Linked DNA regions of Homo sapiens: region 2 is linked to region 1. Evidence: read pairs that join two places in POLR2A ChIA-PET (ENCODE). Cell type or tissue: endothelial cell of umbilical vein. All regions are shown on one strand. Links, peaks and the distances in the headings refer to the core of each region. The heading gives the core; the rest is flanking DNA. Region 1 overlaps MMADHC-DT (MMADHC divergent transcript). Region 2 overlaps LOC101929319 (a long non-coding RNA gene).

Region 1 (5,392 bases), core at 239-5,238:
TTCTAAATCTAGATTTGGACTTATGCTTAAAACATAATTTGGGGGTGAACAGAGAAAAGGAGCATTAATATTCCCATACTGAAAGAGACTGAGCTAAATCAGGATAAATTATAATTCTGGCTTCACCAGTCTTCTTTCGTGGGAATTTTCACAACCCTTCTCTGCCCTTTGTCTTTTCCATGCAAATTGAATTGATCACTTGAGATACATGGTAAGACTCAAATGAATGAGCAGCTATGACCTGGTCTTCAACAAATTAACAAATTAAATGGACTGAATCTTTTTAAAGCAATGGTATCAGGGGTCACAGATAAAACATTAGGTACCCTTTCTTATAGTAAAATGAGAACAGCACTGTATTACCTACCATTCTAAACCAAAGTACCAGTCTAAACAACTCCATTTTATGCTAGTGTTAAACTTCTGTTATGCTAAAAAAAATTATATTAATTGTGAAACACAGTATAACAACAATCATTTTTAAAAGTTTGACTTCCTTATTTGACATCAAAAAAATTTTTCCTCAACTAGATTAATTACAACATTTTAAGAATAAATTTTTTGGTGTCATTTAGATTCTAAAACTGAGTAAAAATAAATAAATGAAATAACATTATGCTGAGTATTTACTGCTGTCAAATATAATTTTCTTATATATTAAAGATCACTATTCTTACATTTATCACTTGAATCAATGAATCTACAAATACATTTAGTCCGACAGGTCTTTAGAGATAAATATCACTCTATTTTTATTCATATTAATAATATATATATTCCAATTATAATATGTAGACCAGTTGACTCTTGAACAACATGGGTTTAAATGGCACAGATTTACTTACATATAGATTTTATTCTGGCTCTGCACCCCTGAGACAGCGAGACCAGCCCCTTTTCTTCCTCCTCCTCAGCCTACTCAACATGAAGATAACAAGGATGAAGACCTTTATGATGATCTACTTCCACTTAATAAATAGCAAATATATTTTCTCTTCCTTATGATTTTCTTAACATTTTCTTCTCTCCTTCTTATGCTATTATAAGACTACAGTATGTAATACATATAACATATAAACTATGTGTTAATTAACTGCTTATGTTATTGGTAAGGCTTCCATTCAACAGCAGTCTATTAGTAGTTAATGTTCTTGGAGAGTCAAAAGTTATGCATGGATTTTCCACTGCACTGGGGTTGGTGTCCCTAGAGTTGTTCAAGGGTCAGCTGTAGTATTACGCAGTTGTGGAAAATATTGGGAAAGAACAAATGTATATGACTAAGAAATTGGTAAATTATAAGGTATAACTGACAACTTTTAAGAATTCAAAGTATTACTACACATAAAAGAATCATTTCCAAGCTCAAGTGTGAAACAGTGAAACATCATAGAAGGTCTAAATTCATCTCAAACACTCACTTTATCTCAAACACTTTCCTAATATCCTAATATTCTCAAATCTCACCTAAGATTAATGAGTTTAACTTAAAGAAAAATAAAAGGCCAGAATGACATTTAATGCTTTTGATAGAAAGGGAAAGGAAAAAACAGAGGGAGTAAAACAAAATCTCCTAAATGAATATAGATGTTGAAATGGTCAAAAGAAAGCCAAGAATCACAGGTGAACATGCTTAAATCAATTGTCATTTATTTCTGTGGAGGACAGAACCAAAAAATGGGTCTGACTTAAATGGATGTTATTTATGAAGATTTTCCAGACTGTGAGATTAGCTAAACCCATTCAAAGTGGGGTTACAGAAGGCAGAGCTTTGCTAGAGAAAATTTAAAATTGGGTACTATCTCACTGGTATTAACTAACTTACGTGAATCTCCTTGTAGGGTGTGAAATTGATGAGATGGTCATTCAGGTTTTCCTTTGGCGTGGAAGCATATGGTAACATATTTTCAGATTCCATAGAAAGGCTAGTCATTCACCATCTTCAATAATGGACATACATAGGGAGTGGGAAACATATGCATTGAATGTCAGTTCTAAGACCTCCTTGATACTACTATGAAAATTATTTATTTAGGTTTTCCAGTGATTATCTTTTCTACTATTTTGCTTTCTATAAAAAGGGGAAGAGCTGCTATAAAGATCTGTGGGTTCACTTTCAATATTACATGGCTCAATTTTGGAACATTTAAGATAATTACTACTTTATGTGGCTAAAATATGCTCAAAGAATCTATTTTTGGTGATGTTTTTAAAAGTCATTCTTAATTCAATGGGACCCTGTTGTCTTGTATTTTTGACACCATTTCTACTATTATGGCAACTGGTCATCTTTTAATAATAATATTCACTAACTTCTTGCTTGAACTGATCACACTTTAGGGACGGATTATATGAAAGATTATTGTGCTCACTACCTAATGCTTATTCTTAGTAACATCCAATAATGTTTCAAGTGGCCTGTGTAAACCTTGCTCCATTTTTTAACTAACAATTTTGATGAAATATAGAAAACTGTCCCAGTGATTCATGTTACTCATTACTTTTATAAATTATTCAACAGAGAAATAAAGTGTTATTTCTCTATGAAGTATAATCTAAACTGAACTAAACATATCAAAATAAATGAATAGTTCATCCTTGATTTTTAATGTTTGTTCAATTGCTGCTTAATTAGAAAAAATGCTATTATTTAGACTACAGATCACTATCACTGTAAAATTCCACAAGACTCTACTATAAAACTATTATTAACTTTAGAACCAGTGATTACTTTCCTCAAGCCAACAATAATGAAGACTAAATTAGTATTTCAGTAAAATTGAAAGTTGGGCTACCCAAGATAAAACTTCAATGGGGGCACCAATAAATATGCAAATGGTTTCCAAATTTTCAGCATTTATTTAAATCCTTTCAGAACTACTATTATTTTACTTTGATAGTTATTTGAAAGCAAATAATAGAAATTCAATTTAGCTATATATAAATTCCAAAGAGAAGAAAATGTTTTAGTCATCATAATTTTGTGCAGACTATCTTAAAATCACATGAGTCATAGAACCCATCAAACTTCCAGAAATAGAGCCATAGAAAAGAATAGTATCAAAATAAATTAAATTCACTTTTATACAGCTTGATTCATTAGCTCAGTCATATCAGCATAACTTTTGCCTATTAAAACTCAACAAATTAATTTTTTTCAGTTTATCCCACAACTTTGTAATACTCAGCTTTTTTAATCTACATATGTGCAATGAGAAATTAGTAATGAACATATTTGTTGAGTGCTTAGCAAAATTACAAAGTGTCACCTTAATGATAACTGACCCCACTAAGAGGGCATCATAATCCCCCTTATTCATACACTTATCCATATTATTATAATCTAAGCCTAACAGAATGGTTGAGCTCTTCCTTCTTGAAGTCCAGTGCACATTGTACACAAGCATAAGAAGCTAGTATGGAATATACCAAGTGAAGGTTAAGACATACATGGAAAAGTCAAATGTAGTCAGCTCCATGTTCAGGAGCCATCTTTATAATGAATGCCCAGGACTGGTCCTTATAACTCTGAAACATGTTGTTCAGCTATAACACATTCTGCTGCACTCCAGGCAAAACCTAAAATTTTGGGCTTCATACACTTCCATTAATGTCAACTAGAAGCAGTTGTAAGCTATTGTTACATCTAGGACCAAAATAGCAGCAAAAATCAAACCAAGAAGATTTATTCAACCATCATCTAGCTGAAATACATGTTAACAACATATGAACAACCTGTAATTCTGTATGTAAGAGTCTACCCAAGGAATGATCCCCACCTCCAGAAGGTTTGGGTGTCATTGACTGAAAAAAAGCATAATTTCATTATTTCCCTTGTTTAGCATTTGTTTGTTGTTCCTCTGTCATGGAGGCAGCAAAAACAAATTATTTGGGGGAGCCAGTTTGGCTTCCATAGCAGCTGTACCAGTCAGATGCGTCATGATGCATGATGAGATTGCCAAATGTTCATTGTTTAAATGTGGCCCAATTTACTAGGGTCCAAGTTGTAATTAGGTTTCTTCTTTGAATTTTAAAAGGGAAAAAGTAAAGACACAAACTCCTAATACATGTAATTAAGACTAGCAGCCTTAACCTAGAAGGTTTTTAGAGACACTCTTACTGTCACTCTAAATATAGGTTCCCTGCTGAGAGCATAATTACAGTTTCTGTTGCACTTCATACTGTCTACCTCCTAGAGAGCTAACACTGTTTGTTATTAAGAGAAGACTCTGTCATATCAGTGTTCACCTCTGCATATAATGTCTCTCCTTGTTGCTGCTTATCTTTTACCTACTCTGTTGGTGTGAAGAGGGAAAAAAGGGCTAATAAACTATAGAGACTTGGTAAATTTTAACAAGTTGCAGTTAATGGGGTGATTTTCCCCCTCTCCTTCTACCAAAAGGAGGCCTGTCTCCTCAATTTGACACACTTGCATTCTAAACCCATTGCTTGCCTCTTCTTTATTGTGTCTATAAACCAGGCTGGAATGAAAAGCAAACTTACAGAATCCTAACTACCTAAGCTAGGATGGTGGGAAATTCCATTTCAAATTAAACAGCACCGTTTTAATCCATTAAACATTTCGACTACATTTATGTTTAACACAAAGGTGGTGGCCAAATCTTTTCCACTGATTGACAGCAAGTGCTTTGAGTAGGGCTCGGGTAGCAAAGTGCATTCAGTTTCCAAAACGATTCTATAAAACCGTAGTCCTTTTTTTAAAAGAAAGAACTTGACCTACAGGGAACATTTATCAGAGCTTTGATAACTACATATTTCCAGTCATTTAAATAGAATGGCAGCCAATGGATTTCTTTTTCCCCAGATTTACTATCTTCAGTATTAAAGTCACTATGCAGTATTGACAGTTTTTTTGAACCTGCTTTGCATATCTCACCAGTCTATGACATCTCATTATGTGTTGCAACCTGCTCTGACAAGTCTGCCTCAAAAAAAGACTGTTTTGTAGGGTGGGATTTTTTTTTACTATTATTTTTAATCTGTTAAAGCTATATATAAATCTATCTGCGAATGAAATACACAGTTGTTCATAAAACTTCAAGATTTAAAAAAAAAATCATAAATGAAAATCTTGGATCAGGGAGGATTTGTTAACATTGCTTTCTCCAAGGCACATTGAGATGTAACCATTCCTTTGAGAGAAATATAGTATTTCCAATGATGATCATGTACAGTTAAATTTGGGTTTTTATTTAATATCCTGAACAAAACCCTGACTATGCTTTTCAACCAGAAAGGTAAATCTCAACAATTTATTATAATTTCAGTAATTATATCAAATAATTACTGAAATATAATATAAACTATGGAAGATCCATAGAATGGAAGAATCAAAATGTAGTTGAAAGGAATGAAATAGGTTATAATATACTGA
Region 2 (5,392 bases), core at 182-5,181, 1.7 Mb before region 1:
AATCTTTGGAAAAGTGAAATATTTATTTATTTATTTTTTTGAGACAGAGTTTCGCTCTTGTTGCCCAGGCTGGAGTGCAATCACAATCTCGGCTCACTGCAACCTCCACCTCCCAGGTTCAAGCAGTTCTGCCTCAGCCTCCCGAGTAGCTGGGATTACAGGCATGCGCCACCATGCCCGGCTAATTTTGTATTTTTAGTAAAGATGGGGTTTCTCCATGTTGGCCAGGCTGGTCTCGAACTCCTGACTTCCAGTGATCTGCCCACCTCGGCCTCCCAAAGTGCTGGGATTATAGGCATCAGACACCATGCCCAGCCTATTTAATTATTGTATATCAAAAAGCTTTGAGACAGTGAATATGAGCCTATGTACAACACCGAATGGAATAATGCACTTTCAAGTTTATGGGTAAACAGATGTCAGAAAGAGATCCAAAATTGATGTCGGACTTCCAGTTGTTAATGCAGTGTGACAGTTGTTAGTAATCTTCACCAAATATTTCCAGCTTGTCAACTTCCAGCAAACATGATAGCATTGTATGTGTGTCCCTCTGTGGTTTGGTGGAACCATGTGATTATTTTTGGCTAATGAGATGTGAGCAAAAATTATGTATGTCATCTTAGAGTGAGAATTTGATTGCTAATGCTCCAGAACTCTTTCCTTCTGGCATGGCGGGAAACATTTGTGATGACAGCTGCTCTTTCACCCTGATTCCAATTGATCCCTGGATTTTATATAACATGAATGAACTATAAACTTTTGTTATTTTACGTTATTGAGATTTTGGGGTCATTTATTACTGCTAGCATAACAATCTATCCTGATTTGTAGGAAGAAGTGAGCTAATATAGATATTAAAACAAAGGGTAAGTTTAAAAGGTTAGCAGTCTAAGGACATTCAGATGCAAAAACTAAGACAAGAAGGAGAAATACGAAGAGGAGGAAATAAGAATGAGGAAAAGAAGACAGTGATTAATGGATTTAATATTCTTCCTCTGCCCACCTCCCAAACTCCTAATAACACACAGCTCCTCGATCTATGATTTGCCTCTCCAAATTTATTGACCAGTACCCCCCCCATATGCATTTATTCCAATCAGACTGCTTCCTGTTCCTCTAAGTCTTGAAAACATGTCTTCTTTCCTTGCCTCTTGTCTTCTCTAACTAGTCAGGGAATCACCGAACTCAGTGTTAGAAACCAAGAGATCAGCTGGCTCAAATTCTACCTGTTGTAAATCACTGCTATGCTGCCCTTATTTATTCATTTATTATTTGAGAAGTGAGGTCTTGCTATGTTGCCCAGGCTGACCTCCAACTTCTGTGCTCAAGTGATTCTCCTGCCTCAGCCTCCTGAGTGGCTGGAACTATAAGTGAACATCATCACACCTTCGTAACCTGAAATCCTTAAAACTTTGGCTCATCCTTAAACTGAGGCCTACAGAGTAAGTCTTACTTCCATCGGCTTTCAGGAAAAATTTCTATGACCTATGAAGCCCGGAGCAAAGAATCAAGCACATATATTTGAAAACAAATTTAAAATATGCTCACTTAAAATTTCCCTTTTAAATATTTTTACAAGATAGGTTCTAAAACATTACGTTTAGAGTGATCCTATGTGATAAAAGGTACATCTTGAGCCTAGAAGTTCAAGGCCAGTCTGGGCAACATATTGAGACCCTGTCTTTACAAAAAAAAAATTTAAAAATTAGCTGGGCATGGTGGTGTGTGCCTAACTATTTGAGAGGCTGAGGCAGGAAGATTGCTTGAGCTTGGGATGTCGAGCTATAGTGAGCTATGATGGCGTCACGGCACTCCAGCTTAGACAACAGAGTAAGACAGCAAGACTCTGTCTCTGTCTCTCAAAAACAAATGAAAAAAATTAAAAACAACAAATAAAGAAAAATATATGTGTAAATATATGTAAAGGGAAAGTCCAGAAAGATATACACACAAATGCCAAATATCTCTGCATGGTGGAGTTATGCTTTGATGATTGGGAGCTTTCTAATTTCCTCTTGTTTTTTTTTGTATTAAATGAATTTTTGTCTAATAAATATATATCATTTGTGTAATGAACATGCATCATTTGTGTAATGAATAAGAAAAGTTATAATTCATATACATATATTTATTTTTTATTTTATTTTTGAGACATATATGTACATATATTTAAAGGTCTTGGCCTAATTGACACAGCAATGAGACTGTTAAAGAATATTTGCTTATTTATTTTTATTTTTTTATTTGAGTTTCTTTTTTTATTTGAGTCTTGCTCTGTCACCCAGGCTGGAATTAAAAAAATAAAAATAAAAAAACTAAAAAAAAAAAAAAGCAAGCAAGAAGATGGTAATATATATATTTTTTTTTGAGACAGAGTTTTGCTCTTGTCACCCAGGCTGGAGTGCAATGGCACGATCTCGGCTCACTGCACCCTCTGCCTCCTGGGTTCAAGGGATTCTCCTGCCTCAGCCTCTGGAGTAGCTGGGATTACAGATGCCCACCACCACACTCAGCTAATTTTTGTAATTTTAGTAGAGACGGGGTTTCACCATGTTGGCCAGGCTGGTCTTGAACTCCTGACCTCAAGTGATCCACCCTCCTCGGCCTCCCAGGTGCTGGGATTACAGGCATGAGCCACCACACCTGGCCTAGGATGGTAATATAATTTTTGAAAATAAACTTTTCCTTTCCATCATGTAGGCAGAGGCTACAGTGAGCTGAGATCATGTCACTGCACTCCAGCCTGAGTGACAGAGTGAGATTTTGTCTCAAAAATAAAATAAAATAAAATAAAATAACTGTGAGAACAAGAGTATTAGGATTTTACAAATTCCTAAGAAACTGGAGTATTGTGTTTTTAACCAAGTATGTGGTTAAAAGGAACTATTGTCTTTCCAAAGAAAAACAGATTAGTCATTATAGGATGAAAGCCAAGTAATAATTCATAGATTTGTGCTAGGTTACATGGCACAGAAGGTTACTTTTTTAATTTTAATTTTAATTTTTTGAGACATGGTCTCACTCTGTCATCCAAGCTGGAGTGTGATCATGGCTCATGGCAGTCTCAACCTCCCCAGGTTCATTTTTGTATTTTCTGTAACGATGGAGTTTTGCCATGTTGGCCAGGCTGGTCTTAAATTCCTGGGATCAAGTGATCCTCCCGCCTCAGCCTCCGAAAGTGCTGAGATTACAGGCATGAGTCACTGTGCCCAGACAACTTTTGGATAACTCCAGTGTACTTGAGGTCTATATCTTAGCGTCTAAATAGATATTTAATTTTTTGCAAATGTTTACTGAGGGCATTGTTTATGTTGAGCATTATGCTGTATATAGTAGGTAGGGATATAAAGATTAATAAAATATCATCTCAAAGAGTTCACACTTTCCTATTTGGAATATTCTCAAGTTGATTTGATTATTCACTTGGAAGTTTTGGAAAGGGGTTTAGTTAAATGTAATGCTATGTCCATTGTCATTCCACATCCTCTGGCACAGTGAAGGGAAAAATCTACCAGGAAAATGTTTGATCTTAGGATCTTTGGTACTGATAACGCTGGCAAGAGTAGCTGCCACCAGGGCTAGTGGCTTTGTCCATGAAGTATTAGATATAGTTAGGTAGGCCGAGTGCATCCTTCTTCAAAGAAATAATTTGTGTCATCGGAAACAGCCTGCCTTTAGAGACAACTTCCTTTCTGCCTTGATGTCCTGCTCAATTGCTATGGACAAGATCTTTGCATCTTCTTCCACTCATCATCCCTTCTTTCAGTACAACAGGTAGGATGAAGGGAAGGAGAGAAATCAAGCACATCTCCTAGATCTTTCACCTCTGTTACCAAGAAGCATGAGTGAGAGAAATCCTAGGTTTCATTCTTGATTTCTCTCACCAATCTCATCCAATCCACTTCCATGTCCTGTGGTCTCTACCTTCAAAGACAAAATGGTAGCAGAGATTGTTGGAAGATTACCACAAAGGTTCTCTTTTTCCTGGGCACAGTCACAGACTCTATTTCCCTGCCCTTTGCCATTTTGTGCAGTCAAGTGGCTAGATTCTAGCTAGTAGGATGTGAGTTAACATGAAGTATAACACTTTCTGTCCAGGCCCGTGAGGCGTTTGCTCATTTGCGATCTGATGCCTGAATGAGGACTTTTGAGACTTTGAGGAGAGTGGAACCAAAAGACAGAAAAAGCCTCATTTTCTGTGTGACCAGGTAGAGGGGATTGCACCAGTCAGGAACACCAAACAAAATTCTACTCGGTTAAGCCACTGGGATTGGGATTTACTTGTTACCCTAACTAAACAATACCACTGATTGGTCTGCCTCTTTCCATCTCTATGCTACCACCCCAGTCCATGACACCACCATCTCTTGCTTAGACTGTTATAATAGCTTCTTATCTCCTCCCTTTCTCTTTTGCTACCTAGAAGTCATTCTCTGTAAAGCAACCTGGATGCTGTTTTAAAAGCAGAAATCAGACCTTGTAACTTCCCTGCTTAAAAACCCCTCAAGTTTTCCTGTAGCACCAAAAACAACATCAATCACTTGATCCTGGCTTCCAAGCTGCCCGCCATTTCCCATGCTCTGGGTCTTGTCTACTTCTTAAACCTCACCCATCCTGTCTTAACTTGAGCATGCCAAGCTTGTTCCCACTATAGGGATTTTGCAATCACTGTTTCCTTTTTTTGTGATAAATCTTCCCTTCGTCTTCTTTCTTGCATTCAATCTCAGCTTAATTACTACCTCCTAGGTGAGGACCTTGTTACCCAATCTAAAGTAGCATTCAGTCACTTGTATTTTAGGACCCTATTTCTTTTTTTTTTTTGAGGCAGGGTCTCATTCTGTCACCCAAGCTGGAGTGCAGTGGCATGATCTTGGCTCACTGCAAGCTCTGCATCCAGGGTGCAAATGATCCTCCTGCCTCAGCCTCCCAAGTAGCTGAGACCACAGGCATGCACCACCATACCTGTCTAATTAGGACCCTATTTTCTTAAATGTCAGGTTTTTTGAGGTATAATTTATGTCCAGTAAGAGTTATCCTTTACAAGGTATACCATTCTATGAATTCCAAAAAACACATTCAGTTGTGAAACTGTCACCGTCACAATCAGGATGTAGAGTATTTCCGTTACCCCAAAAAGTTCCCTCAATATCACTCTACTTTAGATCTCTGCATTGAATTTATCACCATCTAATATTCTTACTTTATGTATTCATGTATCTTTTCATTCATTTGTTTAATTGTTGTCTTCTACTAAAATATATGTCCATTTAAACAGAGATCTTATTTCCTCACTCACCTCTGAATCCATTGGTATGCTGTAGAGTCTCAACAAATATTTTTGAAGGAAGGAAAGTGAGAAGGAAGAAAGGCAGGGAGGGAGGGTAGGAGGGTC

Evidence for each region. Peaks named below come from ENCODE experiments on the same cell type or tissue, not always from the same donor. Only the 100,000 strongest peaks of a DNase experiment are listed, where the experiment ranks them.
Region 2: POLR2A ChIA-PET joins it to region 1 with 6 read pairs; 2 of 35 experiments call an interaction of 5 or more read pairs at or near these places.

What each region holds. Positions count from the first base shown.
Region 1 is chr2:149,656,376-149,661,767 of GRCh38, reverse strand. All of the region lies in intron 1 of MMADHC-DT (MMADHC divergent transcript), which reads right to left. Among named protein-coding and RNA genes, the nearest start is that of MMADHC, 71 kb to the right of the region's middle. In endothelial cell of umbilical vein, for the core only: no CTCF peak of the experiment used is centred there; no DNase peak of the experiment used is centred there.
Region 2 is chr2:151,348,537-151,353,928 of GRCh38, reverse strand. The region is part of intron 2 of LOC101929319 (a long non-coding RNA gene); the gene reads left to right. Among named protein-coding and RNA genes, the nearest start is that of TNFAIP6, 6.4 kb to the left of the region's middle. In endothelial cell of umbilical vein, for the core only: no CTCF peak of the experiment used is centred there; a DNase peak (open chromatin) is centred at 2,978; H3K27ac peaks cover 970 bases.